4 separate regions of the Homo sapiens genome follow, and regions 2, 3 and 4 are each linked to region 1. The links are chromatin loops, found by intact Hi-C in ENCODE. Cell type or tissue: dorsolateral prefrontal cortex. All regions are shown on one strand. Region 1 overlaps LOC124903699 (a long non-coding RNA gene). Region 2 overlaps DYNC1LI2 (dynein cytoplasmic 1 light intermediate chain 2). Region 3 overlaps DYNC1LI2 (dynein cytoplasmic 1 light intermediate chain 2). Region 4 overlaps CMTM4 (CKLF like MARVEL transmembrane domain containing 4).

Evidence for each region. Peaks named below come from ENCODE experiments on the same cell type or tissue, not always from the same donor. Only the 100,000 strongest peaks of a DNase experiment are listed, where the experiment ranks them.
Region 2: it touches region 1 in a loop (4-fold over the local background); 70 of 110 quality-filtered maps call a loop at or near these places.
Region 3: it touches region 1 in a loop (2.8-fold over the local background); 83 of 110 quality-filtered maps call a loop at or near these places.
Region 4: it touches region 1 in a loop (3-fold over the local background); 21 of 110 quality-filtered maps call a loop at or near these places.

Annotation. Positions count from the first base shown.
Region 1 is chr16:66,864,881-66,872,880 of GRCh38, reverse strand. The region is part of intron 1 of LOC124903699 (a long non-coding RNA gene); the gene reads left to right. Among named protein-coding and RNA genes, the nearest start is that of PDP2, 12 kb to the left of the region's middle. RefSeq lists a silencer at 7,654-7,847. In dorsolateral prefrontal cortex, a CTCF peak has its summit at 4,850 (motif pointing right); a DNase peak (open chromatin) is centred at 4,860; H3K4me3 peaks cover 362 bases; H3K27ac peaks cover 72 bases.
Region 2 is chr16:66,713,977-66,721,976 of GRCh38, reverse strand. It overlaps DYNC1LI2 (dynein cytoplasmic 1 light intermediate chain 2), which reads left to right. Exons shown (of 13, transcript NM_006141.3): 13 at 1-1,084. Among named protein-coding and RNA genes, the nearest start is that of CMTM4, 21 kb to the right of the region's middle. In dorsolateral prefrontal cortex, CTCF peaks have their summits at 4,554 and 4,758; a DNase peak (open chromatin) is centred at 4,756; H3K27ac peaks cover 2,209 bases.
Region 3 is chr16:66,725,135-66,733,134 of GRCh38, reverse strand. DYNC1LI2 (dynein cytoplasmic 1 light intermediate chain 2) reads left to right here. Exons shown (of 13, transcript NM_006141.3): 7 at 661-796; 8 at 2,912-3,023; 9 at 4,036-4,095; 10 at 4,893-4,934; 11 at 5,330-5,447; 12 at 7,191-7,307. Among named protein-coding and RNA genes, the nearest start is that of DYNC1LI2, 22 kb to the left of the region's middle. In dorsolateral prefrontal cortex, CTCF peaks have their summits at 4,608 and 4,810 (motif pointing left); no DNase peak of the experiment used is centred here; H3K4me3 peaks cover 281 bases; H3K27ac peaks cover 3,858 bases.
Region 4 is chr16:66,647,041-66,655,040 of GRCh38, reverse strand. All of the region lies in intron 1 of CMTM4 (CKLF like MARVEL transmembrane domain containing 4), which reads left to right. Among named protein-coding and RNA genes, the nearest start is that of CMTM4, 46 kb to the left of the region's middle. RefSeq lists an enhancer at 3,761-4,055. In dorsolateral prefrontal cortex, CTCF peaks have their summits at 3,711 and 3,913; a DNase peak (open chromatin) is centred at 3,900; H3K4me3 peaks cover 1,164 bases; H3K27ac peaks cover 1,311 bases.

The DNA.
Region 1 (8,000 bases):
CTCCCCGTGTGCACACCTGTTTATATGCAGAGAAAAGTTTAGTAGGACACACAAGCCAGCAGTTACCAATGCTTATCTCTGGGTCATAAAACTGTAGGTCTATTTCTTTATTTCTTTATTTTTGAGACAGTCTCCCATCAGGCTGCAGTGCAGTGGCGCAATCATAGCTCACTGCATTTGAACTCCTGGGCTCAATAGATCCTCCTACCTCAGCTTCCTAAGTAGCTGGGACTACAGGTGTGCACCACCACAGCCCAGCTGGAACTCTTACATTCTTTATTTTTCCATTTATTTCATTATTTACTATTCTTATATCTTTTTAATTAAAAAAAATTTTTTTTTACTAATTTATTTAATAGAGACATGGTCTTGCTATGTTGCCAGGGCTGGTTTTGAACTCCTGGGCTCAAGCAATCCTCTCCAGTCACCCAAAGTGCTGGGATCACAGGTGTGAGCCACCACTCCAGCCCTACTCATTTTTTTTTTTTTTTAAATAGAGACAGAGTCTCGCTCTGTTACCCGGGGTTGGTGTCAAACTCCTGGACTCAAACAATCCTCCTGCCTCAGCCTCCGAAAGTGCTGTGATCACAGGCGTGAGCCACCGCCTCTGGCCTACTTTTCTTATTTTTAAACATGGAACATATATTTAATAATCAGGAACAATTCATTAAAGTCTGCCTTACACACTTACACATAGGAGTGGGAGGGAAGAAGACACAGCACACCCACTCTCTGGGGCAAGAAGGCAACAGAGAAGAGGCCAGGTTGCAGCTGCACCTGCCCTGTGGGTGAGGACTGGAGGCACCGCCCTTGTAGATAGGAAATCCAGGAAGGCTTTCGGGAGAGATCTGAAGGAAGTTATGGAGAGAAAACAGCAGGGGCAAAGGTCCTGGCCTTGTGGGCCAAAGGAAGGGCTTGGATTTTATGGCCAGGGCTGCCTGCCCCATCTCCAACCCTTGGGCCAGGGCTGGAAAGGACTTGAGAGGGCATCTCCCTCCTGCTTTCCTAAAGCATGCTCCCTGGAACACGATCCCACAAAATGTTCTGAGAGAAAAGATCCATAGCCCACTACCCCACCTTGGAAGAGATTCAGAATGCACAGTGTGTATAGTCAAGGCTTTAAAATTCTGCAGTAAAAGGAATCCATCCAGTTTTATTGCAGCAATGCCAAATGTTTCCCCATGAACCTCCTCTTTGCTGTAGAAACTAGTCACATCTGGCTGGACCCATGTACTTTGTGAGACACCCTTCTATCCATTTTTTTTAAGACAGAGTCTTGCTCTGTTGCCCAGGCTGGAGTACAGTGGCGTGATTATAGCTCACTGCAGCCTTGACCTCCTGGGCTCAGGCAATCCTCCTGCCTCAGCCTCCTGAGTAACTGGGACTACAGGCATGTGCCACCACTCCCAGCTAAGTTTTATTTTTTGTAGAGACGAGACTCACTATGTTGCCCAGGCTGGTCTCAAACTCCTGAGTACAAGCAATCCTCCTGCCTTGACCTTCCAAAATGCTGGGATTGGAGATGTGAGCCACCTCGCCCAGCCCATCCATTCTTTAAGGTGTAAAATAAAGTACAGAGACCTAAACTGACTTCTGCAGGTTCTCTTTTTTTTTTTTTGAGACCGAGTCTCGCTCTGTCGCCCAAGCTGGAGGGCAGTGGTGCCATCTCGGCTCACTGCAACCTCCACCTCCAGGGTTCAAGCGATTCTCCTGTCTCGCCCTCCCGAGTAGCTGGGACTACAGGCGCGTGCCACCACACCCGGCTGATTTTTTTTTATTTTTAGTAGAGACGGGGTTTCACCATGTTAGCCAGGATGGTGTGGATCTCCTGACCTCGTGATCCATCCACCTCGGCCTCCCAAAGTGCTGGGATTACAGGTGTGAGCCACCGCACCCGGCCTTCTTCTGCAGGTTCTCTAGAATCCCACTTTAAGCTCCTGGCTGAGGTGGGTCTGGACCCCATTCTCTGGACTCCCATCAAGCCACTTTCCTGGAAGCTTCCCACATTTAGTAGTTGAAGGAGCCAGTTTGGACATCTCCAAAGTCAGAGAGAGAGCTCCTGTATGCTCCTCCAGGGAAGACAGTTAGCATCTCCAGCTCCATGCTGTGGTTTTTTATTTATTTATCTTTAGATAATGACTATAACTTAATTTTAATTTTTTATTTTATGCTTTTTTTTTTTTTTTTTGAGATGGAGTCTCACTGTGTCACCCAGGCTTGAGTGCAGTGGTGAGATCTTGGCTCACTGCAACCTCCACCTCCCGGGCTCAGATGATTCTCCTGCCTTAGCCTTCCGTGTAGCTGTGATTACAGGCATGCACCACCACGCCCAGCTAATTTTGTATTTTTAGTAGAGACAGGGTTTCACCATGTTGGCCAGGCTGGTCTTGAACTCCTGACCTCAGGTGATCCACCCGCCTTGGCCTCCCAAAGTGCTGGGATTACAGGCATGAGCCACCATGCCCGGCCTATGCTTCTTTTTCTTTTCTTTTTTTTTGAGACAGAGTCTCACTCTGTCGCCCAGGCTGGAGTGCAATGGTGCAATCTCAGCTCACTGCAACCTCTGCCTCCCAGGTTCAAGCGATTTTCCTCCTCAGCCTCCCAAGTAGCTGGGATTACAAGCACCCACCATCATGCCTGGCTAATTTTTGTATTTTTGTAGAGATGGGGTTTCACCATGTTGGCCAGGCTAGTCTTGAACTCCTGACCTCAGGTGACCTGCCAGCCTTGGCCTCCCAAAATGCTGGGATTACAGGCGTGAGGCACTGCACCTAGCCTCTTTTTCCTTTGCAAAATCATTGGTAAAGAAAGACTATAATTTAAATATACCCATGCATTGCCTTCATTTCCAGGGTGCTAACAATGTATGGGTATTTCTGAGCCTGCTCCCTGACCCCCACTGCCTCCATGGGAAATACAGTTTCAAACACACTCATAGAAAGTCAAGCACTCTTTAATCAGCCATTAGCAACAATCAAACCCTATAAACCTTCACCTGAACAACCCAGTTCTCCATAGAAGTCTGAGAATCCAAACTGGGTATATTTTCTTCCCTGTTGAGGACCAGGAGGACACTTTGGCCTGGAGGCTTGTGTAGGAAGTGCACAGCCCATGACCTCTACTTTCCCCAAAGACAAGAGCCTCCCCTGGCACAGGGTACCCCATGTGATGTGGCAGTTTAAGAGGCTGGGCAGACACAAGAATCCCAGCACTGCCATTGGTCAAATGAGTGACTTGTGCAAGGAACCTCAACTGCATTTGGAGCCTCAGTTTCTCTATCTGCTGAATGGGGGCAGCCGTTCCCATGTATATTGTGGGGGCAGACCCTCCCCCAGCTGTGTGTTCACTGCAGAATGGGGGGCAGGGAGAAGTATGCAGAGTGCTGGAGCACAGCTGCCCTCCTTTCCTTGGCTCAAGAGCTATTTCTGTCTGAAGAACTAGGACCTGTCACTGTAATCAGGGCACCCCCATCTCCAGGCTATGCTGAAGACTGGGTCAACTTTATTTTATTTTTAAAAAAAAATTTTTTTGAGACAGAGTCTGGCTCTGTCACCCAGACTAGAGTGCAGTGGTGCAATTTCGGTTCAGTGCAACCCCCGCCTCTTAGGTTCAAGCTTCTCATGCCTCAGCCTCCCAAGTAGCTGAGACTACAGGCAGACGCCACCACACCGAGCTAATTTTTGTACTTTTAGTAGAGATGGGGTTTAGTAGAGATGTTGGTCGGGCTGGTCTTGGTCTCCTGACCTCAAGTGATCCACCCAAGTAGATCAAGTGATGGGTCTCCCAAAGTGCTGGGATTACAGGCGTGAGCCACTGCGCCCCGCCTTGGTCAACTTTTTTTTTTTTTTTTGAGATGGAGTGTAGCTCTTGTTGCCCAGGCTGGAGTGCAATGGCACAGTCTCGGCTCACTGCAACCTCCGCCCTCCGGGTTCAAGCGATTCTCCTGCCTCAGCCTCGCAAGTAGCTGGGATTACAGGCACCCACCACCATACCCGGCTAATTTTGTATTTTTTTTTATTAGAGATGGGGTTTCACCATGTTGGCCAGGCTGGTCTCGAACTCCTGACCTCAAGTGATCCACCCACCTTGGCCTCCCAAAGTGCTGGAATTATAGGCATGAGCTACCATGCCTGGCCTGGGTCAACTTTAATTTGGCTTTTTCTCACACCTTCAGTTCCATGTAACTGCCTCCAGGCCCTTGCCCTTGCTGTTCCCTGTTTGGAATGCCCTCTTCTTTTTCTTCTTTTTTTTTTTTTGGAGATGAAGTCTCGCTCTGTCACCCAGGCTGGAGTGCAGTGGCTCGATCTCAGCTCACTGCAACTTCCACCTCCTGGGTTCAAGCAATTCTCCTGCCTCAGCTTCCCGAGTAGCTGGGATTACAGGCATGTGCCACCACGCCTGGCTAGTTTTTTTTTTTCTTTCTTTTAGCAGAGATGGGGTTTCACTGTGTTGCCCAGGGTGGTCTCGAACTCCTAACCTTGAGACCTGCCCTCCTCGGCCTTCCAAAGTGCTGAGATTACAGGCGTGAGCCCCTGCGTGCTGGGATTACAGGCGTAAGCCACCGCGCCCGGCCCTCTGCCCTCTTCTATCCTTCATAGTTTCGGGGAGAAGTGCACGTCCTTTCCCCAGGAGTCCAGTGGTTGTGGCGCTGGCCAGCTGTCTGCTCCGTCCAGTGCCGGAGCTTCTAGCCAGCAGAAGAAGCAAGAGCTGAGGGCATCAGTGAAACAGGAGATAAACAACAGCAAAAATATTTTATATAGTTTGACAAGTAGCAACCTGCCAGGCAAACTCTTTTCCAGCACAGCCAGGCTCAGGCCCCGGGTGGTGGATCCCCGGCTAGGATGCACTGAAGACACAGCCGCAGCTTTAAACGTGGCCACCAGGGGGCGAGAACAGATTGCGGGAAGCACCTGAGCTTCTCATTTCCCAGAGTGGAGGGAGGAAGAGTGTGGAAGAGTGTGGAGTGTGTGTGTGTGTGTGTGTGTGTGTGTGTGTGTGTGTGTGTGTGTCTTCACTCCTTTTCAGGGACCTAGTGTGGGGCGGGGGGCTTTACTCCTTTTCAGGGGCCTAGAGCTTGCTCAGACTTCGTTCTGGGATAGACCAATCGTGGCCCGAGCAACTCCTGGCTGTGTGACCCAGAGCAAATGTCTTAATCAATTTGATCCTCAGTATCTCAGTTGCAAAATGGGAATAAGGCCGGGCACAGTGGCTTATGCCTGTAATCCCAACATTTTGGGAGGCCGAGGCAGGAGGCTCACCTGAGGTCAGGAGTTCGAGACCGGCCTAGCCAACCATGGCCAAGGTGGTGAAACTCGTCTCTACTAAAAATACAAAAATTAGCCGTGCGTAGTGGCAGGTGCATTTAATCCCAGCTACTCGGGAGGCTGAGGCAGGAGAATCACGAACCTGGGAGATGGAGGTTGCTGTGAGCCGAGATCCTGCCACTGCACTCCAGCCTGGGCGACAGAGCAAGACTCTGTCTCAAACAAACAAACAAAAATGAGAGAAAGAATAGTACCTATCTCAGAAGGTTTGGGGTCTTGGCTGGGCATAATGGCTCATGCATGTAATCCCAGCACTTTGAGAGGCCAAGCTGGGAGGATTGCTTGAGGTCAGGAGCTCAAGACCAGCCTGGGCAATATGGGGAGACTCCATCTCTACTAAAAATTTAAAAAATTAGCTAGGAGTGGTGGATACTCTGGGGGCTGAGTTGGGAGGATCGCTTGAGCCCAAGAGGTTAAGGCTGCAGTGAGCCATGATAGCGCCACTGCACTCCATCCTGGATGACACAGTGAGACCTTCTCTCAAAACATTAATTAATTACTTATTTTTTAAAAAGGTCTTGGGTCTGATTAAATGAGTCAGTTCATGGACTGTTCACTGATGGGCCATTCCACAGGCACATGGAGCATGTTCTCAAAGACACCAAAGGAAGGTGCTCTAAAACAATTTGTTACTTAACATTTTATTAAAACAAAAGCAACATGAGGGAAATCACAATTATGTTTACCTTCCCTGTAGTTACTTGTCAGTTCGGTATCATTTTGGACTATTTTTCTGTTTAGTGACATACTTGAGGACCCCGTCATCCTCTTGGTGTGTGACTTAAGTGGGTTTTCAGCCCACAGAGGTCTCCACAGGAGCTATAGATGACAGGGCCCCCACTGTCTGTTCAGGGGTGCAGTTCGTGGAGGGCCCAGAGCAGTTGAGCAGAAGAGGTCCATGCAGGACCCAGAGAAGTATAGGTTCTGTTGCATCCTCTGCAGAAAGCCTGGGGTCTTGGGCAGCAAGGCCCTTATAGGGTCCCCCCACCTTCCACCCCCAGAGACCAGCCTGCTCCCCCAGGATTTGGCTATGGGGATGCTGCACCTCAGAGTCCCTTGTCAATGTTCCCACCTGGGCCTCCGCCTCCTTCAGACCAACCCCAACACTTTATTCACTGCCCTCCTGGGGTGCACTTCCCCCAAGCGTAGCTTCTCCTCTCGTCCCCTAGGCTTGTTGTACCATTCTGAAGAGCATCTCGGGGAAGGGATTGTCACATGGATGGGGAGACCCCTGGCATTTGGGGTGGTCACAGGTGCCAGGATTCCTCCCCAGTTCCACACAACAAGGGATTGTTTGAATTCTTCCTGACCTTCGAGTGTCCCACCAGCATGTTCAGACAGGTGAACGATCTGTTTTGTTTTGTTTTTTGAGACAGACTCGCTCTGTTGCCCAGGCTGGAGTTCAGTGGCACAATCTTGGCTCACTGCAACCTCTGCCTCCTGGGTTCAAGCAATTCTTCTGCCTTGGCCTCCCTAGTAGCTGGGATTACAGATGTCCACCACCACACCCAGCTAATTTTTGTATTTTTAGTAGAGACAGCGTTTCACCATGTTGACCAGGCTGGTCTCGAACTCCTGACCTCGGGTGATCCTCCTGCCTCGGCCTCCCAAAGTGCTAGGATTACAGGCGTGAACCACCATGCCCAGTCTTGTTTTGTTTTGTTTTGTTTTGTTTTGTTTAACCAGGTCTCTACAGGTATCTGATGAACAATCTGTTTATCATCATTTGAACCTACAACCTTGCTCTGTTTTATTTGGAAACACAAAGGGATTTTTGCACAGTCTTAAAATGTAGAATATTTTCCAAGAATACAATTATCATGTGAAATGAGGGAAGATGGTACTTTGTGTTGAGAATTTTACCAGGAGTTATCATCATCTAGGAAACTCACACCGTGGGGGCAAAGAGACTCACTTTCCTCTGCCTGGTATGCATCTGAAGCCGCTATTTATGGAGCTTCAAAATAAGGTACAGGCTGGGTGTGGTGGCTCATGTCTGTAATCTCAGCACTTTGGGAGGCCAGTGTGGGAGAATTACTTGAGACCAGGAGTTCAAGACCAGCCTGAGCAACATGGTGAAACCCTATCTCTACCAAAAAATACAAAAATTAGCCAGGCATGGTAGTGCACACCTGTAGCCCCAGCTACTGGGGAGGCTGAGGCAGGAGGATCGCTTGAGCCCAGGAGGTCAAGGTTGCAGTAAACTATGATCGCATCACCAGACTCCAGCCTGGGTGACAGAGGGAGACCCTATCTCTAAAAAAAAAAAGAAGAAAAACAATATGGGTACAAACATCAGAAGACTTCATCACATCTTTAGTGGCGTTGTCCCCCACCATTTACATACTGACATAAATATTATTTTTATTTAAAATTACATGATTTGTGTATATACATACAATTTTATTTTTTATTTTATTTTACTTTTTTTTTGAGACAGAGTCTCACGCTGTCGCACAGGCTGGAGTGTAGTGGCACGATCTCAGCTCACCGCAAGCTCCGCCTCCTGAGTTCACGCCATTCTCCTGCCTCAGCCTCCCAAGTAGCTGGGACTACAGGCGCCCACCACCACGCCCAGCTAATTTTTTGTATTTTTATTAGAGACGGGGTTTCACTGTGTTAGCCAGGATGGTCTTGATCTCCTGACCTCATGATCCGCCCGCCTCGGCCTCCCAA
Region 2 (8,000 bases), 150 kb after region 1:
AATGACAGTAAACTGACTGTAGAATGATAATTGTGGTATAGTGACCAATAGATGCCAAACAGCTTGTGGCCTCACTAAAGGTGGGGTCGCTTAGTCCCCGGGAGTAAAATGAGTGACCTCAGAAACAAGAATTCCTGGAAAGGCACATGCCGAAGAGGAATATGGTATAATTTTAAATTTTAATGCAAAATTTTAATTTGTCTTTATTTTTTATCATTTGAACTGATAAGCACTTTTTGTGTCAATATAAAATATACTAAAACTGATGAAATGCTAAGACATGTCTTGTGAAGGAAGGTTTCTTGGAGACCACTTTTATTTACTCATGAGAAGTGGAAGCTCCTAGTATCAGAAGAAGCTGATACATAGTGTCATGTGCTCAGTGGTTGCCAAAGTCTACCAACTTTGGGGAGCTGCAGGGTTCTTTTTGGGAGGTGGGAGGAAGGGAGATGAGTTTTGTTATTTTGGGGTTTTCAAGCATTGGAACCAAAGGCCAAATAATAAACAGCCTTTAGTTTTTAAAGTAAAATTCATTTTATTTGCAGAGTACACTTGTATGGTAGACTGTTAAAGACAATTTTATGACTATTTATGCACATTATAATGGTTACATCTGCTTTTTGTCTTTAAAATAAAAAAAAAAATCAGAGAAAAGCCCACCTTTGAATACGTGGCTGAAGATAACAGCCAAGAATTGGTCTTTCCTAAAAATGCAACAGATAATGCTGCTAGATTGTTATTTTGTTTGCACTTTTTTTTGATTGGCATTTTAAAATCGGTATTTAAACTGAAGACATTGTCATGTTTTATTAATTTAACAAAGTTGAAAGTGACTGCTCTGTACATCATGACCTTAACAATGTTAATGCTGTAAGTGAAAGTTCACTGTCGTCTGTATACTAAATTTATTGGTGTTTCTAACTTAAAAGTAAGACTGCAGATTATCCCCCACCAGCCTTAGTCCAGGGGTGTGGCTCTGTCCGGGTGCAGTATGCAGTCATGTGGAACCTTGCTTTCTAGTCCTGGGAAAAAAAGATGTCTCTAATTACTGGCTTCAATAAACACGAATCCAGACTGCTTACAAGTTTTGGTGGCTTTCTTTATGGTGAATCATCCCACTGGAGATACATTGAATTTTCTGCTAATCATATGGGGTATCTGATCACATAACTAAAAATGTTTACCTGTCTCACTTGAAATTGTCAGAAATTCTGGAAAGAATAACATTGTAAAGCCATATTTATTTTATCTTATTTTTTAGAGCTGGGGGTTGTCAAGTCTGGTCTTGAACTCCTGGCCTCCAGTGGTTCTCCCGCCTTGGCCTCCCAAAGTGCTGGAGTTATAGGTGTGAGCCACCACACCCAGCCTGGTTTTTTTGGTTTTTAAAAATTACAACCATCCTCATGAGTATGAAGGTGGTGGGTATCTCAGTGACTAACGATGTTAAGGAGCATCTTTTGATGTGTGTATTGGCCATTTATATATCTTTGGAGAAATGTCTATTCAGATTCTTTGCTCATTTTAAAATTAGGTTATTTGCCTTTTGTGTTTTTTGTGTTTGTTTTGAGGGTCTTGCTTGTGTCTCAGCCTCCCAAAGTGCTGGGATTATAGACATGAGTCACTGCACCCAGCCTATTTGACTTTTTATCATTGGGTTGTAAGAGTTATTTATGTATTCTGGATACTATACTCTTAACAGATATAACTCTTTCCTTTTGATATGCTCCCCTTAATCTCTGAGCATTTTCTTACTTTCTGGCACAAAAAGGTGTTCCAGGCTCACCTTGCATTTTCCCTGACTTTGACCTGGAATCAGCCGTTTTTCCAAGGAGTCCTGGTTCCTGGTTTCTTTTTTTCTTTTTCTTTTCTTTTCTTTTTTTTTTTTTTTTTGAGACAGTCTTGCTCTGTTGCCCAGGCTGGAGTGCAATGGTGCAATCTCAGCTCACTGTAACCTCCACCTCCCGAATTCAAGTGATTCTCCTGCCTCAGCCTCCTGAGTAGCTGGGATTACAGGCATGTGCCACCACGCCTGGCTAAGTTTTATATTTTTAGTAGAGACGGGTTTCGCCATGTTGGCCAGGCTGGTCTCGAACTCCCGACCTCAGGTGATCCACCCTCCTCTGCCTCCCAAAGTGCTGGGATTACAGGTGTGAGCCATCGTGCCCGGCTAGAGCCCTGGTTTCTTTTAGTGGGAGATTGGTTTTTGGAAACCAAGATCTGGACGATAGGCATACTTAATTTTACTGAGTGCTATTACTTGTAGGCCTTTTGAGTGGACGCACCATGTCTACTTTTTCACTTAGCATTCCCTGTAAGTTGGTTTATATTAGTTCATGGAGATGTTTATTCTTGTTTATGGCTACATCCTATTCAATTGTATAATGTACCTTGTTTATTCATCCAGTCTCCTGCAGATGGGCATTTAGGATGTTTGCAGTCTTGTATTATTACATCTAATGCTGCAGTGAGTAACCTTCTGCATATCTTGTGTTTTATTTTGGAGATGTGTCTTCAGGGTAAATTCTTAGCAGTGGGCCTACCTACTCAAAAGGTAAATGCGCGTCTGTGGTTGTTAGATATTATCAAAATCCCTTCCATAGAGGTCACACCAGTCTGCGTGCCTGTCAGCACTTGTACAGATTATTAATTCATTGTTACATTTTGTCTTAAAATTAAGTTAGGAAGTTTGGTGAATAAATGTGTTGAGGATTATTTTATTTGATAATACGGGCATTAACATTGTAATAGTAAACGCTTACATTAGAGATTGCTGTATACCAGTCACTTCTATTTTTATTTATTTTATTTTTATTTTATTTTATTTTATTTTTGAGATGCAGTCTCGCTCTGTCGCCCAGGCTGGAGTGCAGTGGCACAATCTCGGCTCGCTGCAACCTCTGCCTCCTGGGTTCAAGCGATTCTCCCTGCCTCAGCCTCCCGAGTAGCTGGGACTAAAGATGCACGCCACTACGCCTGGCTAATTTTTGTATTTTTAGTAGAGACGAGGTTTCACTATATTGGCCAGACTGGTCTGGAACTCCTGACCTCAGGTGATCCGCCCGCCTCCGCCTCCCAGAGTGCTAGGATTACAGGTGTGAACCATGGCGCCCAGCCACCAGTCACTCTTCTAGGTGGTTTATACAAACTGATTTAAACTTCACAACAACTCTGCTGATGTCCATCTTAGTTTCCAGATTGAGGAAATTAAGACATGGATAAGGTAAGTAGCTACTAAGGTCCCAGAATTTGAACCCAGGCAGTCTAGCTTGAGTTTCAGCTAATCATGGTGGTATGCTGATACTCTGTGCTCATTTAAAGCAGTTGGGGGCCTGCACACGGTGGCTTACATCTGTAATCCCAGCACTTTGGGAAGCTGAAGTGGGCAGATCACGAGGTCAGGAGTTCGAGACCAGCCTGGCCAACATGGTAAAACCCCATCTCTACTAAAAATACAAAAATTAGCCAGGCATGGTGGCACAAGCCCGTAGTCCCAGTTACTCAGGAGGCTGAGACAGGAGAATCACTTGAACCTGGGAGGCGGAGGTTTCAGTGAGCCGAGATCGCATCACTGCACTCCAGCCTGGGCGACAGAGTGAGACTGCGTCTCAAAAAAATAAATAATAAAGCAGATGGGGAAAATGTATCAATCGAGAGTGTTTTCATCTGTGGTCGTAAGCAGCTGTGTGCTGCTGTTCAACCTTTTCCCCTTGCCATGATGGATGGAAGAGTCACTCTTGCTAGGTGGAGAGAAATGGCAGATAAAGTACCCAATATCCTCTACAAAGGGAGAAGGGGCTGCAGTCGCAGGTATCTTTCTGGGAAACGCAAATTGAGGTGTCTGCCACTCCTAATCTTGGAATTTCCTTTCTCTTAAGGTATGAAGAGCTTTAGGTGTTGCCTGCGGCAGGAGCCCTTGGCAGGCTCTGAGACAGACTTTCACCAGTGCAAATGTTCCTAGGTGTGCCTGTGAGGCTAGCAGGCTGGCCTGCCTCTAGACCTGCCTTAGGGGCCCTTACACACACCACTAACCTCTCTGGAATTCCTCTTCTGCCACCTCTGGATTGGGAGCAACCCGTGGAGGGAGGCAGTTGGAATGTTGGGGAGGGCATGGGCACTAATGGGTTCCAGTCCTAGTTCATTCTCTGGTGACATTTGAATCAAGCAAGTGCAGTTCAGATGGATGAGAAATTGATCAAGAAGCAAAACAAGAAAACAACCAAAATTGGGGAACTTCACCCCTCTCAGGCCTCCTTTTCCCATCTTTGTAAAGTAGGGATAAAATTTCTTTCTAGTCATTGTGGACATTAGAGGAGGTACACATGTGCCTGGCATATGGTAGGTCTTCAGTGTGATTAATGACCTTGAAAACATCTCTAGGACGTCATCTCTGAGTAACACTGATCCAGCAACCTCATTCTTAGCCCCTACCCTTTTTGGTTGTGGCATTTCAGTTTGTGGTGTAAATACCATCTCTAAAGACAACAGAGCGTAGAGGGATGGATATCCTGTGACCGTTCACTGTGATGATGCCTGGTGCTGCTCCTACAGGATGCCACAACCGAGTTCTGAGGTATTTAGTATTGTATTCCTTACCCTGCAAGGCTTGCAGATAGCCGAAAGGATGCCAAGTGCTGTCTTGATGCCGTCTGTATTGATAAGGCAGAGATGGTGTGTTCTGACCAGGAGACAGATGACAGGCCAGTAGCAGTGATGGTGAGAGCTGGAGGAAGGAAGCGGCTGACACTCCCACTGGAGATGAACAGCACACCCTGCTGGCTCACAGTGAGACGGCCGAAAGTGTCTCCCTGCGCTTGACGCTGAGGGACTCACAGCCGGAAAGGAGAGGAGAAAGCAGGGGTTTGAGGCCAGGAATTGGGGGTGGATTCTGTGTGGGTCAAGAACTCCTTTCCCCAACCTTGGGCAGTATTTCAGATGGGACAAGCCTAACCTTTCAAATGTTTCTAACCTTGTTACGAAATTACTATGAAAATTTGGCTGGCGTGGTGGGTCACACCTGTAATCCCAGCACTTTGGGAGGCCGAGGTGGGTGGATCACCTGAGATCAAGAATTCAGGTCCAGCTTGGCCAACGTGGTGAAACCGTGTCTCTACTAAAAGTACAAAAATTACCTGGGCATGGTGGCGGGTGCCTGTAATCCCAGCTACTGGGGAGGCTGAGGCAGGAGAATCACTTGAACCCGGGAGGTGGAGGTTGTAGTGAGCTGAGATCGTGCCACTGCACTCCAGCCTGGGTTATGGAGTGGGACTCACTGTCAAAAAAAAAAAAAAAAAAAAAAAATTCCTGGCCAGGCACGGTGGCTTATGCCTGTAATCCCAGCACTTTGGGAGGCCAATGAGGGGTGGATCACCTGAGGTCAAGAGTTTGACAGCAGCCTGGCCAACATGATGAAACCCCATCTCTACTAAAAATACAAAAAACTGGCCAGGCGTGGTGGCTCACGCCTGTAATCCCAGCACTTTGGGAGGCCAAGGTGGGTGGATCACGAAGTTGTCAGGAGTTCAAGACCAGCCTGACCAACATGGTGAAACTCCGTCTCTACTAAAAATACAAAAATTAGCTGGTCATGGTGACGTGCGCCTGTAATCCCAGCTACTCAGGAGGCTGAGGCAGGATAATCGCTTGAACCCAGGAGGCGGAGGTTGCAGTGAGCCGAGATTGAGCCACTGCACTCCAGTCTGGGCAACAAGAGTGAACTTCATCTCAAAAAAAACAGAAAAAAGAAATTCCTATGTAAAAATTCATTTAATGACAAGATATTTTCATGGGTAATGTTCTGTAACAAACTTATTTCTTGTGTAGAACTGAATTAACTGACATTCCTAAGTGATCATCAAGCTCCTCCATCCTCCCTGCCCTGCCTCCCCACAAATCTCACCCAAGCAGGATCTTCAAAGAACTATTTAAAGTTCTGCTAGAAAAGGCAAACCTAATGTGAAGCATGTAAGTTTTTGTTCTGGGAAGAGTTCAACAATTTATATGCCTTTTTAGGGCAATAATTTATTTTAAAGAGTGGGAGTGCAGCTGTGGCCTGTTAACATCTGCCCTTGATATTTAAAATATTTGGCACAGTTTGTGAATCTGTTTTTTACCTATTCAAAATCATCTAACAAATGCTAGCCTGGAATTAAACTTTGGAGTATATAGGACACAACACTGTCACTGTTTAAGCTTTGTATATAGAAAATATGTGGGTGTCGAGAAGGTATATTTTATTTTATTTATTTATGTTGAGACTGTCTCGCTCTGCCACCCAAGCTAGAGTGCAGTGGTGCAATCATGGCTCACTGCAGCCTTAACCTGGGCTCAAGTGAGCCTTCCACCTTACCTCCCAAGTAACTGGGACTACAGGTGCATGTCACCATGCCTGGCTAATTTTTGTATTTTTTTGTAGAGATGAGGTTCACTATGTTGTCCAGGGTGGTCCCAAATTCCTGAACTCAAGCGATCCACCTGTCTGGGCCTCCCAAAGTGTTGGGATTACAGGCGTGAGCCACTGCGCCCGGCCCAATACGTTACTGTTAACCATAGTCATCCTACTATGTGATAGAATACCAGAACTTACTCCTCCTATCTAATTGTCACTTTATACCCATCAACCAGCCTTCCTCATCCTTTCTTCCCCCATCCCTTTCCCAGTCTGGTAACCACTGCATTAGACAGATTTTGGGTTTGATTTGTTCTATGGGTGACTGGTAGGTCTGACACGTCTTTGACTGTGGGCATCTTCCAGGTCCCACAGAACACCCTTTGAGAACATTCACATGCCGGGTTTCTGAGGCTTGATAAAGGTCCATGTTTTTATGAGCCTTGGAATTTGGACTCTGGTGATAGTACCTTTCAGCCTCTGTTTTATCTCTCCTGCCCCACCTTCTCTTCCCCCTCACAATCCCTGCCCCAGAGGAAATAAGCACTGTGAATTGGTGAATTTGTCATAACTAGGACAATGCTGGGAGTTTTTTCCCCCTAGGAGCAGGTTTCTCCCTGATGCCTATGGATAGTACAGTCCTAGCCACAAAGGGGAGTTCAGCAAACATTGCCTGCTGCTGGTGCTGAGTCCTCATAGGAATCATCATCAAGAACAGCCTCAAACCAGCCACTGTACCAGATGGCTCTCCCCACACTTGGAACCGTAAATAATTTCTGGCATTGAGCCGAATCAGAACTGCTCTGACATAAAAGAAAAACTGTAATCCATAGCCCCAGGCCCAACACCTGGGCTGTCTCAGCTGGGAACTTGTTTCAGGTCGACTTGGGTTTGAGTCGTGGCCCCAGAACTTCACAGTTGTGTAGTCATGGAGAAGTCAGTTAACCTCAGTGAATCTCAGCATCCAGTGAGAAAATCCTCATCTCCTTTATAGGGATGCTGGATGTGTGCCTAGCACAGTGCCTGGCTTGCAGACAGTGTCCCCAAACAGAACCAGCCCTGAATAAATTGTGTGACACACAGGCCTCAGTTCTTGAAAAGGCTTGAGAGACCAGGCATGTGGCTTATGCCTATAATCCCAGCACTTTGAGAGGCTGAGGCTGGAGGATCACTTGAGCTCAGGAGTTTGAGACTAGCCTGGGCAGCACATTGAGACTTTGTCTCTAAAAAAAAAAATCAAAAAAATTAGCGAGGCATGGTGGCACATGCCTGTGGTCCCAGCTACCCTGGAGGCTGAGGTGCTGAGAATTCCAGCCTGGGTGACACAGTGAGATCTTGACTCAAAAAAAAACAAAAACAAAAACAAAAACAAAAAAAAACGAGCCTGGGCGCAGTGGCTCATGCCTGTATTCCCAGCACTTTGCGAGGCCGATGCAGGTGGATCACCTGAGGTCAGGAATTCAAGACTAGCCTGGACAATGTAGTGAAATTCTGTGTCTACTAAAAATACAAAAATTAGCTGGGCGTGGTGGCACACGCCTATAATCCCAGCTTCTCGGGAGGCTGAGGCAGGAGAATCGCTTGAACCCGGGAAGCAGAGGTTGCAGTGAGCCGA
Region 3 (8,000 bases), 140 kb after region 1:
GTATTGTTTTATAGGCTACTGGTGTTTCCCATATGTTTATGTTTTGTGCTGTCCATGATAGAGAGGTGGTGTCTGTAGTCTTTTGAGTCCTGTTAACTATAAAAAGCCAATAGCAGTTGGTGCCGTGGTTCCACACCCTGGGGTGGAGGTGAGAGATGAGTTCCTGCCATCTTTTTTGGGATGGCCCATTAGCCTGTTGGCACCCATCCCTCAAAAGATGGGTTTAATGATAAATTTGGTCGCATGTAGGCATCTGTCTGGGAAGGAATCTGTGTACCTTGATACTCTGAGAGTGTTTTCCTGGGCTAACCTCAGAGCCAATACTTTACTTCTCAGGAAGTAATCTGTGGGATCAAGACAACAATTTACACGTTAAAAAATAAACTCTACAGCCCACTAGCATCAACATAGCTTTATGCTTTTGACTTCATTCATCTGCTACTATGACCTTTTTACTTTTTTATTTATTTATTTATTTTTACCAGTGTGCAGTATGCCTATGTAATACTATAAGCGTTTTAGTTTTTAAAATTGTAATGCTTTCTGTTGCTCATATATTGATCAAAAACTGATCAACCTATGAGTAGTACTTTGAGGTTGTATGTGTTCGATTTTGTCTCCTCCTGCAGTGAATTGATTTTTCTTGAGCAGATTGATTAGATGGAGCTGCCTTGATTTACACATCAGTGAAAGAAGAGAAAAACCTCGACTTGTTGTATAAGTATATTGTTCATAAAACATACGGTTTCCACTTCACCACACCTGCCTTAGTTGTGGAAAAGGATGCCGTTTTTATGTGAGTTATTTTGAGCTGATGCTTTGAAACTCTTCTTTTTAAAGTACATTTGCTTTTTACATTTTACCCCTTCAAGGAAGGTGCCTTCTGTCTGTGTCTTCTACAGCCAGCTCTCTCACTGCACCTTCTCTCTGTTCCTTTCCGGATTATGAGGCATCTGCCTGAGGGAAGTGGGTGGTGTGGTCAGGGGTGCTGCCTTTCTTCCTCGAGAGCAAGTTGCCAAAACCTAAGCCAGCCATTTTTGGCACTCACTGTCAACTCTGGTAAAATACTGGCTGGGGAGGGAATATAGGGAATTGTGCTTGGGGGATCCTGAATGTCTTCTATTAAAGCGCCTGCTTTATCTGTGTGTTGGCAGGGATGACTGCAAACATCCTCTCGGCATCTCTGTCAGCATGGGCTTTCGCTATATTAAGTGCTTACTGTGCTTCTGGCATTTCACATTTTGGGAGCCACCGGGATTGATTGTCCTCGATAGAGACTTGGATACCTGTTTTCCTAAGCTGGTGTCTTTCTCTCACTGGAGAATCATAGTGTTGCTGGATGCATAAATATGAAGCTGTGGTCTCTGACAAGACTTGTGTTAGCAGATTGATGTTCAGGCTTCAGTATCCTCCTGACTTAACAAACAATTACATTATTCATTCAGGAAACCTTATTCAGCACCCACTAGGTGCTCAGGTTCTCTGCAAAGGACACAGAAATGAATGATACGTGTTCCTTGCATATGGCACTGTCTAGAGGGGACATACACAGCTGAAGAAGGGAAGGGCAGTGATGGGGTTATGGAGGAAGTATGGCAGGGAAAGCAGGAGGGTGATGCTGGAAGACAAATGGTAGATCCCAGGCGGACTGGAAAGAATTGCAATAGGGGGAGCCGGGGAGTGCAGTCTGTGAGAGGCTGGAAATGTGAAAGCCAGGAGCTCTCAGGGATTTGGGTTGCCTCCTGCACAGTCAAGGAGAGTGTCACTCAGGCTAGTCATAGATGGCATACCTACAGGCTTGGGCTGATTTTAGATAGTTGTTCAGAGCAGTCAGGCAGGCGCCAGAGGCACAAGCCCTGTGAGAGGTGTGTTTGGAATCACTTGGTATCCAAATCACATGTCATCCCTAGGAGCAAGGAGACCGGTTGGATTTGGGGCTGGTCTGGAATGAAGAAGCATCTCTCAGCTTCCGAAGGCTGCATGGCTCACGGCAGTATCTCAATCATGCCCTGCCCGTTTGCACATTTGGTCCTGTTGGTAGTTACCTCTCTGGTGACTGGCAAAGTCAGCAAGGATATTGGGGTGGAGCACCCTGGCTAAGCACCCTCTTGATTATAGAGCTATGGAGTAGAAGACAGATGGAGAATGAGAGGCCTGTGAGAACAATCAGTCAGTTGCCATCTTTCAGAGCTGCTCGAGTTCAAAAGTGTGTCATACAGGGTATTTTACCATTGCTACCTTTAAGGGATTCAGGTGGGAACCCTAGGCTGTGGCTTCACATAATGGAACTTGGGTGCCATCCTACCCTGTGATGTTGAGCTGGCCAGCACTGGTGTAGGAACCTCAAGGACTCTGTGCTTCTCTGGTTTGGGGCCTAGGATAAACACAGGCCCTGCTTGCCCCTTGGTTCTAGGACACATCTTCCCATGCCAGCAAAGTTAATGAACCAGTCTACAAGATAACTGTTGAAAGAATTCTTAGAGAAACAACCCACAGGAGGGGAGCCATGTCAGAGCCCAAGAAAACCATCCCATCCTGAGCTCTGCCTTCTGTGCTGCTCTCTGCATCCTATTCTCTGTCGGAACAGGACCCCACTGTGTCCTTGCTCTTCTAGGCAGAGTTGTGGGAGAGTGCTAAATGCTTTTGAGTGGGGCAGCCTGTGGAATGGGATCTCATACTGGCTCCTTAGACCTTGGGCCCATGAACTCAGTATGGAGCAGGACCTGCGATGTTCTGATGGATTATACCCACAGTGTATTTTGGCACATCTGCCAAAAGCTACAAACAACCCCCAACAACTACACACTATATCTTGTGAGAAGTGTCCTACCCAGGAGTCCTGAATGTGATCTGAGTATGCTCTAAGGCAGCCCCAGGAAAAGCAATTCAGTCCCTCTCTCTTTGCCTTTAGACCTGCAGGCTGGGACAATGAAAAGAAAATAGCTATTTTACATGAAAATTTTACAACCGTGAAGCCGGAAGATGCATATGAAGACTTTATTGTGAAACCTCCCGTGAGAAAGGTAGTCAAAGACAATTGCTTTAAGGGTTTAGGGCCGGGCGCGGTGGCTGATGCCTGTAATCCCAGCACTTTGGGAGGCCAAAGCGGGCAGATCACATGAGGTCAGGAGTTTGAGACCAGCCTGGCGAACATGGCAAAACCCCATCTCCACTAAAATACAAAAATTAGCTGGGTATGGTGGCAAGCGCCTGTAATCCCAGCTACTTGGGAGGCTGAGGCATGAGAATCACTTGAACCTGGGAGGCAGAGATTGCAGTGAACCCAGATTGCGCCACTGCACTCCAACCTGGCAACAGAGTGAGACTCCATATCAAAAAAAGAAAAGAAGAAAAAGGGTTTAGGTGTTTTTTAATGCAAAAAGAAGCCTATAAAGATGGGGCGTGGTGGCTGATTCCTGTAATCCCAGCAGTTGGGAGGCTGAGGCAGGAGAATTGCTTGAACCTGGGAGGCGGAGGTTGTAATGAGCCGAGATCGGGCCACTGTACTCCAGCCTGGGTGACAAGAGCGAGACTCCATCTCAAAAAAAAAAAAAAAAAAAAAACTATAAAGAAACAGGTCTTACACATTGTATAGTTTGTGGGGGGTAGTGGGGAGTAGTAAGTCCCAGGGCCTTTTTGTTGATCTTTAAATGAGGTCTGGCGTTATGTAAATGGCTCAGGGCTGGTGGGAAGGAGTGATGGAATGCTCACCTGGAGTTGGTGGTGTTTCCCATTAAGTCCTGCCAGTGCTGCCGTTGCCTCTGGATTACTGTTACTGGATCCCCTCATGTGATGTCCTGCAGACCCTGAGGTGTTTAGAACCTGCCAGACTTAAAAATGCCAGTTGGCTACATGCTGCGGCTGGTTTTGGGAGAGGTCTGTGCCAGGCTAGAAAAATATTACTCTGCAGTCTCAGTAGGGATCTCCCAGACCTGTGTTGAAGCCTGAGCCTCGGACTCTCCTTTCGGCATGAAGTTTGACAGTGGTTAGGAGTATTCTTGGCCTGTGGCCACAAACATGTATGTTGTTTCACAGCTGGTCCACGACAAAGAGTTGGCAGCAGAAGATGAGCAGGTGTTCCTAATGAAGCAACAGGTAAGAAGACCAGTGAGGTTAGAACAGAGGCCTTCTCATGCATGAAATGCCAGTCCCTAGGGTGGGGTTGGGGGTGTCTGCATGTGGGAAGTCACAAAGAGCTTGCAGTGGTAGAGGGGTTGAGACCAGGTCTCCTCATTCCCTCCTTATTTCTAGGATTAGTTGGGGATGGACCACCTCCTTAGGAGATCACCTACCTGCCTTGCAGACTCTCCTACAGGAATAGTAGGATTCGCATCTTTTAAGTGCTCTTTCTTTGGAAATGTGGTTTTCTGGCATAATACTTCCTATGTTGACAGTTAACCAAGTAACCTGACCACACTTCCATTATTTCATGTAGCCTCACACAGCCCTGTACATAAAGGCAGGTGATGCCTGTTTTGCAGATGAGGAGAGTAACTTCCCCAAGCTGACAGTTTAGAATGCAGACTTCCCATTTCTGTCACCCAGATTATTGTTAGATGTGTCCTGGGTCCACCTATCATCTGCCCAGTGGTACAGGCAGGTCAGCAGGAAGTTTTGATGGTTCTTTTTCCAACTGTTTCCTTCTTTTTCCATCTTTTTCCTTTCTGTCCTTTGCTTGCTTCCTTAGCTTCAAAACTGGTTACTTGGAGTATTTTTTTTCACCATATACCAAACGGCTCAATTAAAATTTTTTGGCATCTGTGGTATAAAACATAGGACTTAGTTGTTGTTAATAGTGCCCTCTAGTGGAGTACTTGGAGTAAGTTTTTCTCTAGACCTTCAGTGCTCTCTGCAGGCCTTGGTTAATAGCCAGTTTGTCCCTCTCTTTGCAGTCACTCCTTGCCAAGCAACCAGCCACTCCCACGAGAGCTTCTGTGAGTACCTTACACTAAACAGAGGGTCAAGGCCCAGTGTTGTGGGTGTCATCAAACTTTATACCATTATTTGTGAGAGCGTATATTTGTGTGGGTTTTGTATTTTCAGTGGGAATTTGGTTTCCCTAAAGACCCATGACCAGAAACATAAAAGAAACTCAAGAAGTTTCTGATGAAAGAATACAACTCTGGGAATTAGAGTGAGCTGGCTTTGTTATCTGGATGTCTTTCTCTCAGGAGAAAGAGAGCCAGAAAGGGCTTGAATTGAGAGCATACTCCCAGTCCTGTACCATAGCCTGTGAAAAATATCCCTCAGAAGCATGTCTCCATTTGTGGCATATGTATTTTTTGTTATTGTTATGCCTGTGTGTGACCTTAGCTGCTTTTGGACTTAGGAATCTCCTGCAAGAGGACCCTCTGGCTCTCCAAGGACCCAGGGTCGGGGAGGGCCAGCCAGTGTGCCTAGCTCCTCCCCAGGCACGTCAGTAAAAAAGCCGGACCCAAACATCAAAAGTATGTATTCCTCAAAAGTATGTCTCTTTGGAGAGTAGTTTAGTTTTAGACCTGAGCCCTGCAGGGGCTGGGTGGCTGAGTCTATAAGGTGGAGACTCATGGAAGCCAGGCTATTCTCTTCCCCGATAAGGGCTACTTTCCATTTCCCCCATTCCAGAGGAAGAAGGTCCATGGTAGGCAGAGACCAGGGCCTGTTCCTTTGTTAGAATTGGTAGCCCATGCACCTGGCTCTGTGTGAGACCTCACTTAGGCCCTGCTCATTCCTTCAGAGAGGAATGCAAAATAGTAACTTTATTTTTTTAGAGACAGGGTCTCACTCTGTCACCCAGCCTGTGGCACAGTGATACGATCATAGCACACTGCAGCCTCAAACTCCTGGGCTCAAGTGATCCTCCCATGTCAACTCTGGAGTAGCTGGGACTATAGGCGTGTGCCACCATGCCCAGCTAATTTTTAAAATTTTTATTGTAGGCCAGATGCAGTGGCTCATGCCTATAATCCTAGTACTCTGGGAGGCCAAGGTGGGAGGATAGCTTGAGCTAAAGAGTTCGAGACTAGCCCGGGCAACATAGTGAGACCTCGCCTCTACAGAATATTGAAAAATTAGCTGGGCATGATGGTGCTTGCCTGTAGTCCCATCTACTCAAGTGGATGAAGCGGCAGGATTGCTTGGGCCCAGGGCATTGAGGCTGCAGTTGAGCTGTGATTATGCCACCATGCTCCAGCCAGGGTGACAGAGTGAGAGACTGTTTCAAAAAAAAAAAGGCCTGGCGTGGTGACTCAAGCCAGCACTTTGGGAGGCTGAGGCGGGCAGATCACTTGAGGGCAGGAGTTTGAGACCAGCCTGGCCAACATGGTGAAACCTTCTCTGTACAAAAATTAGCCAGGCGTGATGGTGGGCACCTGTAATCCCAGCTACTCGGGAGGCAGAGGCAGGAGAACGGCTTAATCCTGGGAGGTGGAGGTTGCAGTGAGCCGAGATTGTGCCATTGCACTCCAGCCTGGGTGACAGAGCAAGACTCCATTTCAAAAAAACACAAACAAAAATATTTTTTATAGAGGTAGGGGTCTCACTTACGTTGCCGAGGCTGATCTCAAGCTCCTAGCCTCAAGCAGTCCTACGCCCTTGGTCTCCCCAAGTGATGGGATTACAGGCGTGAGCCACCACCCCTGGCTGAGGGAGTCACTTTAAAATGTGTATTTTGAATCTGTAACTTTGTTTCTCATTATGTTTATATGATGACTGTCTATGAATTGTGGGGATTTTTCCCCCTTCACTTCTCTTGTCAAGCTCAATTACTTTTCAGATTAAGTAGCTTTTATCCCAGTAACTTAGTGATACTCACAGATACTGCCTGCAGTAAAATCATTAAAAAACAGTTTTATTTAATGCTTGTTTGATGGGTGTCTTCTATTCAGGATGTGAGCTTTTCACAGCAGGTTTGGAATGTTAAGTGCTCATGCAACTTTGAAAAACACTGTCTCATGGACGGGGAGGTGGTGTGGAGCACAGGTTATCTATTCTGCTCCCAAACAAGTGGGAAATGTAAACATGGTTCCACTTAGTAATCATGCTAAGTAGCCTCAGCAGTAGCAGTGTAAAGGCATCGTAGCGAATGAATGTTATCAATATCCTAGGAAGCTGATAGCCACAAGTGGCTAATGCCAAGCTGAGAACTAGGGTGTTTAATTTTAAGTCTTCCAGTTTATATGATGCTTTTTTTTCTCTTTAATTTTCCTTAGATAATGCAGCAAGTGAAGGGGTGTTGGCCAGCTTCTTCAACAGTCTGTTGAGTAAAAAGACAGGCTCTCCTGGAAGTCCTGGTGCTGGTGGGGTGCAGAGCACAGCCAAGAAGTCAGGTACAGAAGGGCCCTGGAGACTTGTGACTCTTGTGGTTGAGTAGTGCTGCAAGGATGGAGAGGCAGACACCTGCCCTGCAGACCCTGCAGTGTCCTGAATAGCCAAGCAAGGAAGCAGGTCTTCATTTCCTACTGAGCAGTGTGCCGTGCTTTCAGTGGGATTGCCTTACTACCATGCAGGTTTCCTTGGCACATTGAGAGTGGGATTTGTGTACATTTGGGTTCTCGGGAACTGGGTGTTGGGTGAGTTGAGGTATAGCCTAAATTACATATGTGGCCCTGTTGTAGAACCTCTCCAGTAGAAGTCATGGTCCATGGAGGGTGTACCAGTGACTTTTTTTTTCTTTTTCCAAGGTGGAGTTTTGCTCTTGTTGCCCAGGCTGGAGTGCAATGACGTGATCTCACTGCAACCTCCGCCTCCCAGGTTCAAGCGATTCTCCTGTCTCAGCCTCCCGAGTAGCTGGGATTACAGGCGCGTGCCATCATGCCCAGCTAATTTTTTGTATTTTTAGTAGAGATGTGGTTTCATCATGTTGGCCAGGCTGGTCTTGGAATTCCTGACCCCAGGTGATCCCTCCATCTTGGCCTCCCAAAGTGCTGGGATTACAGGTGTGAGCCACCGTCTGCGGCTGACTTTTTTTTTTTTTTTGATAGAGATGGAGTCTTGCTCTGTCGCCCAGGCTGGAGTACAGT
Region 4 (8,000 bases), 220 kb after region 1:
CTGGGTGACAGAGTGAGACTCTGTCTCAAAAAAGCCCCCCGAAACCCAAAAAACAAAAAGGAAATTCGGGTACATTCTACATGTTCACATTTCTTTACTGGACTGGAGCTTGGTGAAGACAGGAAATATATCTGAGGGCTCTGTTGGCCCTTTCACATAGTAAGGACAGTGGCTGCCATTTAGCTGAATACTCACTCTTGGGCATGGTGCAAAGTATTTTACATTTAATCCTCACAGCAATCCTTTAGCATCAGAATTGCCCCTTAATTCATTTTACAGTTGAATAAATAAAAGAAAACCCATTTTACAATTTATAAAGAGAGGCTCAGAGAAGAGAAGTAAATGTGCCCAGGGTCACAGTGGCAGAGCTGGGATCACGGGCCAGGGCCGTGAGCCTCCAGAGCCCCACTCCTTAACTACTGTGCGACGGGCTATGCTAACGGCAAGAGGATTTTTGCACTCACATTTGTGGGTGCCTGGTGATATTACGTAGAGGTGCCCAGTTTGTGGGGGAACAGTTATGGCCTGGGTCTGGGGCTTAGAAAGACATTCAGACTAGAAGGGTGAATTTGGGAGTGTGAGTCTGGAGGAGGGAGTCTGTTGGTAAGCATGTGTTTCATGAGAAGGCAGCAGAGGCGAGGCCCTGGAGAGCACCTGCCATGTGACAGGAGGCAGGATGGCAAGGGGGAGCAGTGGAAGTCCAGTGCAGGTGGAGGGTGATCACTAGTGCCTAGTGCTGTAGAGGGTTCTGGGGTCCAGATTTGAACCCCAACTCTGCTGTTAACAAGACTTATCTTGGCTGGTTTGCTTAACAACTTTGCTTCACTTTGCTTGTCAATAGGATGGGGATTAAAAACCATGTTCTTCCTGGGGTGATGAAAATGTTTTGTAATTGTGTAATAGTGATGGTTGCACAACTTTGAATATACTAAAAGTCACTGAATTGTGTATTTTAGAGAGTGAATTTTATGGTGTGTGAATTATATCTTAATTAAAAACTGGCTGGGTGCAGTGGCTCACACCTTTAATCCCAGCACTTTCAGAGGCCGAGGCAGGTGGATCACTTGAGGCCAGGAGTTTGAGACCGGCCTGGCCAACATAGCAAAACCCTGTCTCTACTAAAAAAAAACACATAAAAATTAGCCAGGCATGATGGCACACGCTTCTAATCCCAGCTACTCGGGTGGCTGAGGCAGGGAGAATTGCTTGAACCCGGTAGGCAGAGGTTGCAGTGAGCCGAGATTGCTCACTACACTGCAGCCTGGGCAACAGAGCAAGACTCTGTCTTAAAAACAAACAAACAAAACCCAACCAACCATGTTTCTATCAGGATGGAATGAATTTTAAATTAAAGGCTAGAATGCTTATAGAAGTGCCCAGCATTGTATTTGACTCATAGTAGAAGGGCTCAGCAAATATAGACTTTTTAAGGAAGGCCACAGTGTCACACATTCTAGGTTCCACTGTTCTCACTGTCTCTGGAGCTGGGGACACCATTATAACCACCATGCTGAACAGTAGTCCCTGACCTATGGGGTAAGGATGGCGGCCCTGGGGGTCATAGGTTTGGGCCTGTACTGCTAACCCTTAGCTCACTGCATCTCCCTCTCCCAGAGACTGGTTCCAAGACCTCTCTCTCTGGATGGTGTAGAGGTCCTGGGGGGTTGCCAGGGTAGTGGGTCTCACGACTGAGCTGGGTTTTCCCAATGGACTTCCATCTGGCCTCTTATGTATGATATGCAGTTCACTATTTTGGCTGAAATCAATCTTTAGCAAAAAGCTTCTCCCAGCCTGCTCGTTTCTCATTCAATGAGAAATGCTGTGTCCTTACTCTCAGTTAAGGTGGTTGGCCAGAGTTGTTAGGTTGGGGAAGTACCCAGGAAGTAAAGCAGGAAGAGGAAGGAAAGGGGGAGGTTTTGCTTTTGTATTCTGGGGATGCGACACTGCTTTCTGGGATTTCAGCTTCATCTATGAAGCTAGGACCATGAGAAAGTAAAGGGGAAAAGAAGATCCTAATGGCAGCAGTGTAGTTAAACAGCTTCAGATGTTTATGCTTTAAGGGCAGCTTGTTTCCTCTGTCCTCTACATGTGCTTTGTTTTTGCTCCATTACTAATTTAAACGGTCTGAAAATTTGACTTTTTGAGCAGGGTAGCATTCGCAATAAGATTCTGTGGGCAATCTCTTGGCAAGAAAGATGCTGACCGTCCTGTGGTTTTCTGAAATCATGTGCAGTTATATCATCAAACCACATAATAAGGATTTCTGGATTTTCTTTTAAAAATAAGAAAATGTTTCGCACTTTATTGGATAACCCTGTTTGTGTGCTCTAAGTAGTTAGATACCAAAAAATAAACCTATTTTAATTGGAGCCTGTGATACAGTATCCAGCCGTTGTTGATGGGTAACCTGTGGATTTAATGTATGCGTTAGAGCATGCTTCTAAGTATGAAAATTTACGTTGAAGGTGAGAATCTTGCCAAAAAATTGAATTGAATGCAATGTCCAAAGTTCAACTCTTATTTATGGCTTTAGAATTCCAAAATATCAAAATTGTTTACACAGAGAACCCGCTTGAAACATCTGTCAGGGACACTGATTGAATAGGCCTTAGTGACACAGGCCACACCCAGACCCAACCAAGCTTTCTGGGGCATCAACAACCCAATGCTTCTGTCCTCAGTGGAAAACGGTGCCTTCAGGGGTCTGCGGTAAGCACCACTTAGAGTGGAGTGTGGCCTCGGAGGCTGGCGGGCTTTCTTTGAGAGTGCACACCTTGCTGCCGTCTGCTGCACCCCAGCCTTGCCTGCGCTTTGTTTTCTTTCACCATCCTGAGTCCTTGGAAGCCTCTCCCTTTGACCCCATTTCTCCTTTTCTTGTCAACAATGAGGAACTTACTTGCCTCCACCTCTTGGCTCCTTTGCTCAACTAATCACTGTTGACTAATTAGTCCTGCTGGCCAGCCCAGGTGGCTTTAGCTCCTGAGGGCCATCTCTGCCCTTCCAGAGCAGGTAATTTTCTATTACTTCTTTGCTACCCTCAGGTCCTAGCTTGGGCACTGCTAGAGAAAAGCAATGAAACCAAAGATCACATGCAAACACCTTGGTTGCAGATTGAATAATTTACACTTGCAATTAGCTCCTTTGTTTCAGAACCAAACATTATTTGCTCATTGCTCGATTGTCTTAAGGGAGAGGAGGGTGATATTTTAAGTTTATCATCCTCATGGGATGGCCTCCCTTGGGAGGGGAAAAAACTCATGGATTATTTTTCTTAGAAAAATTAAGATATTACTACAGCTAGATCCCTTTGAGAATGAGCAGTCATGTTGTGGGCTTTGTCAGAGTCTCAGCACTGGCTACCCCAGGTCTTGTATTGCTTTCCTTGAAGAGAAATCATACATGGTGATTTTTCCCATGGTGAAAGGGGTGGGAAGACTCTGGATAAGTCATATGTTAGGCATCTTATCTAGGAGAATGAGGTAGGGGAGGAACTAGCTTTGGGACCTGGCCACACGATGGAGGTGCTGCCTGCTTCCTGAGTCGGGGTGTGAGGATCAGAGATGTTTGGACTGTGCCTGGTGCAGAGCCCTGTAGCTTCCTTACCTTATTGATGCTCCCTAAATGGAAGCCGTTGTTATTCGGAGGTGCCTGGCATTGCAGAACTATTTGCCCCCGTTTGCAGACCATATAAATGGCTTCTGGCCTGGGAACTTATGTTTTAAGGTGATCTGTTGTTTAGCGTGTGTATAAAGAGTGGCTTAAAACTCCCCATCTCAACACCGTGAAAGATGGTGCGGAGAGGCTTCGTGCCTCTTCTGTAGTTCCGGCTCCAGGAGCCCATCTTAACATCCCCTGTTGGTTGCTAAGAGAGGAGCTGGCTTCGGAAGCACAGTCCCTGCTTTGCTCTCTGCTGCCCCCTCTGGATTCTCTGTTCTGCACATTCTGAGGTCTTCCAGCAGCCGTTAACAACTAGCCTTTTTCGTCTGTGGTTAAATACAAGCCCTGTCTCGTCTTTCAGATATTTTTTCAGTATTGGCAGGAATAGAGACATTTGAATTTCGAATGTGCTGGAGTTGATTAGAGCTTCGTCTGATTCTGAAGACACTTTGAACCCTGCTGTGTGTGCGCGTGTGGTCACCACTCAGCTTCGTAGGTCTTCACTAGGTTAACAGGGTCCTTAATAGTTGCTCCCCTGCTGGGTAAATGAGCTTCCATGTTTTTACTCTGTAAATTGTGCATGACGTGACAAAGCTGAGTATTGACCAGCACATGCCTTTTGTGTTTCCCAAACTAGTTTACCTCCAGACATGGCTGTGCAAAGTGTTAAGAGGTGTGCGGGGGGAAGAAATCTGTGCTCTTGTAACATCCATGTATTAAGTAAAGGTAAACAGGTTTTACTGTGAGGCTTTTCAGGACTGTTAAGATGCTGGTGTGCCTGATACCCTAAGACCAGGGATATAGTTAAGGTGGGAACAGCATGGGGCTTAGTATGAGAAGACCCAAAGCTGTATGTCTGCGGGGCCCACCACTCTCCACACTTGTGTCCATTTGGAGCTGCTCCTCTGTAAGGGAAAGGGCCAGGCTGCATCTGTAGTCTCAGCCTTAAAAAGAATTTTTTAAAAGCACAACAGAAATACTTTCCCAATGTATAAACCCGAACGATGGTTTGCAAACTAGTCTTGGAACATTAGTTTAGGAGAAGGCTATTAACAGGTGTTCGGTTCTTTGGCCAGAAAACTTTAGGAACCACTGCTAATGGGAGTATAAACATAAAACAGAGGCACTTTGGTGAGGAACTAGGTTGTATCCCAACCTTCCACCCACCTCCAGCCAACCAAGGAACACATCTTGAAAGTTAGGCACCATCTCACACAAATGTTCTCTCCCGTTTTTCCTCTAAGACCACCTGAGTTTGGTGTTGACTGGGAAGCCTCCTAAAGCCTCTGCTGCTGCCTAAGCCCTCATTGACCCTCCCTCTTCCAAATCCCAGCAGCACTTTTTGTCTCGATACCTCCCTGGGCACCGAGCCACGCACCTGGTTAGTTCTTTTTGTGTATAATAGCGTGTGTTGGCTGGACTGGAACTGAGACCTTAAGCACAGAGAGTCTCCAAGTGCCACAAAACGATCAGGGTTGAGGGAGAAGTTGTCTGGCCTCACCCTGTTTGCCTGGGGCGTGGCCTTTCTTATACATGTCTGTGATCCTGACATGTACAGGGATTAGGGGCCCTGAAAGAAGCCATACTCAGGAGAGGAGGGCAGCAGACGAGTGCCAGTGAGAGCCCTGCCCCTGCCCCCCATGAGGAGGGAGTCGGGCTCTGGACCTGACTCATGTTCATAGGAGGGTGTGAACCCAGTGCAAGGCTGAGGTTGAGCCCAGGCTTAGGGAGTGGGGAGGCTGCTGAGGACGGACCATACCTGCTCCCACTGTGGAGTCTGCAGGACACCAGGTGATATAAGTCATGATTAAATTGGGATATACTCTTCAATAGATTTGAAATGACCTGTCATGGAAATAATGCATATATTAGGAAGAAAAAAAATCAGGGATAGATAGATAGATAGATAGATAGATAGATAGATGGATAGATAGAGAGAAGGAATCAAGACCAAAAGAAAAAAGCAGCATATTTGCTCCCTAAGGAGCTTGTTCACCAATGCATCCCTAGAGTTAGGATCGTGCCTGGCATGTAGTAGATCCTCAGTTAATTTTAGCTGAATAAAGGGATGGTACTTGCCTAAATACTACTTTAAAAAAAAAATGGACTTTTAAAACATAAAGGCAAATGTCCACACCCACCTCAGGAACTTTTTCTTTTTTTAAGAGACAGGGTCTCACGCTATTGCTGGGACTGTAGTGCAGTGGCTATTACACAGCCATGATCATAGCTCACGGTAGGCAGCCTCAAACTCCTGGGCACAGGCGATCCTCCTGCCTAGGCCTCCTGGGTAGCTAGGACTACAGGTGTGCACCACTGTGCCCAGCAACCTCAGTCACTGTTTAGAACATAGTGTCTGGGGGCTAAGATTTCTCTTTTCTTTTCTTTTCCTTTTCCTTTTCTTTTCTTTTTTTGACAGAGTCTCGCTCTGTCAGCCAGGCTGGAGTGCAGTGGAATGATCTTGGCTCACTGTAACCTCTGCCTTTTGGGTTCAAGCGATTCTCCTGCCTCAGCTTCCTGAGTAGCTGGGATTATAGGCCTGCGCTACCACACCCAGCTAGTTTTTGTATTTTTAGTAGAGATGGGGTTTCACCATGTTGGCCAGGCTGGTCTTGAACTCCTGACCTCAGGTGATCAGCCTGCTTCAGCCTCCCAAAGTGTTGAGATGACAGGCGTGAGCCACCGTGCTCGGCCTGGGGGCTGAGATTTATTTCTTTTTTTTTTTGAGACGGAGTTTCATTCTTGTTGCCCAGGCCGGAGTGCAATGGCGTGATCTCGGCTCACTGCAGCCTCCGCCTCCCGGGTTCAAGCGATTCTTCTGTCTCAGCCTCCTGAGTAGCTGAGATTATAGGCATGCGCCACCAGGCCCAGCTAATTTTATATTTTTAGCAGAGATGGGGTTTCACCATGTTGGTCAGGCTGGTCTTGAACTCCTGACCTCAGTTGATCCACCAGCCTCGGCCTCCCAAAGTGCTAAGATTTCTTAAGATATTAATGATGAGGAAAAACTCAGATCCAGGAAAAATATTTTCATTCCCAAACAGATGAAGGCACCATCCTCGTAGCAGTTGGGAAAAGCAAGAATACTAGGTAGTAACAACCAAGGTTCATTTTTCTGCTTACTCTTTCTAGCCCATGTGTCCTCACTGCTGGTAGAGCAGCTACATTTCAGAGCTTGCTGGGCACTGTGGTGAAGGGAGGTCTCTGGAACATCTCATACTGGCAACAAAGTCTTCCACCTGAAAGTGATGCACTTGGCAGCTCATTAGCCAGAAGTAGTCTTGTGGCCCCACACAAATTCAAAGGATGCGGGGAAGGTGCTGGATGGTGGAGAACCACAAATATTTGGCAGCCAGCATTAATGACTCCTACAACCCTAATGACAGCTGTCTTTTATAGGATGAGAGTTGCTTTGGATTCAAGTGAATACAGACAAAGTGCATTTAAAGCAGTGGGTCACCATCACTGTAAATAAAAATACCACTTTTATCAAATGATTTCACAACTTCTCTCACACAGATGTCTAATGAGTAATCAAAGAACAGCAAAGCTGGGTGTGGTGGCGTGCACCTGTAATCCCAGCTACTCGGGAGGCTGAGGTGGGAGGATCTCTTGAGCCAGGAGTTTGAGTCCAGCCTGGGCAACATAGTGAGACTCATTTTTTTTTAAAAAAAGAAAGAACAATAGTTTGAAGTTAGGTTCTCTGGTGTTTTGTGTGGGTGATTAAGGCTGGATCCTGAACTTCTCTGAGTAGCACTCAGAGAGATAGATGTTCACATTCCTCATTTGCTCTTTTGTCCAACTTCTTCCCCAGTCTCCTCACAGTTGGCCCTGCGCACACCTTCCTTACCCCCAATGGTGTATCAGAAGCAATGCTCACGTATTTCTAGGTGATGTCATAGATTGCTTTTTTAGATGGAAAAACAGGGTAAGTTTTTGACTTCTCAGATGACTGACAAGATTAAATCTGGACTAAAAAGAGAACTTTCTTTTGTGAAAACAGGCTATAATTGTGAAGCCTGTGTACTTTTTAAAAGGACTTTTTTTTTTTTTTTTTTTTGAGACAGAGTCTCGCACTGTTGCCCAAGCTGGAGTGCAGTGGCATGATCTCGGCTCACTGTAACCTCCGCCTCCCCATTTCAAGCGATTCTCCTGCCTCAGCCTCCTGAGTAGCTGGGACTACAGGCACCTGCCACCACACCCGACTACTTTTTTGTATTTTTTTTTTTTTTAGTAGAGGCGGGGTTTCACCGTATTAGCCAGGATAGTCTTGATCTCCTGACTTCATGATCCACCCACCTCGGCCTCCCAAAGTGTTGGGATTGCAGGTGTGAGCCACTGCA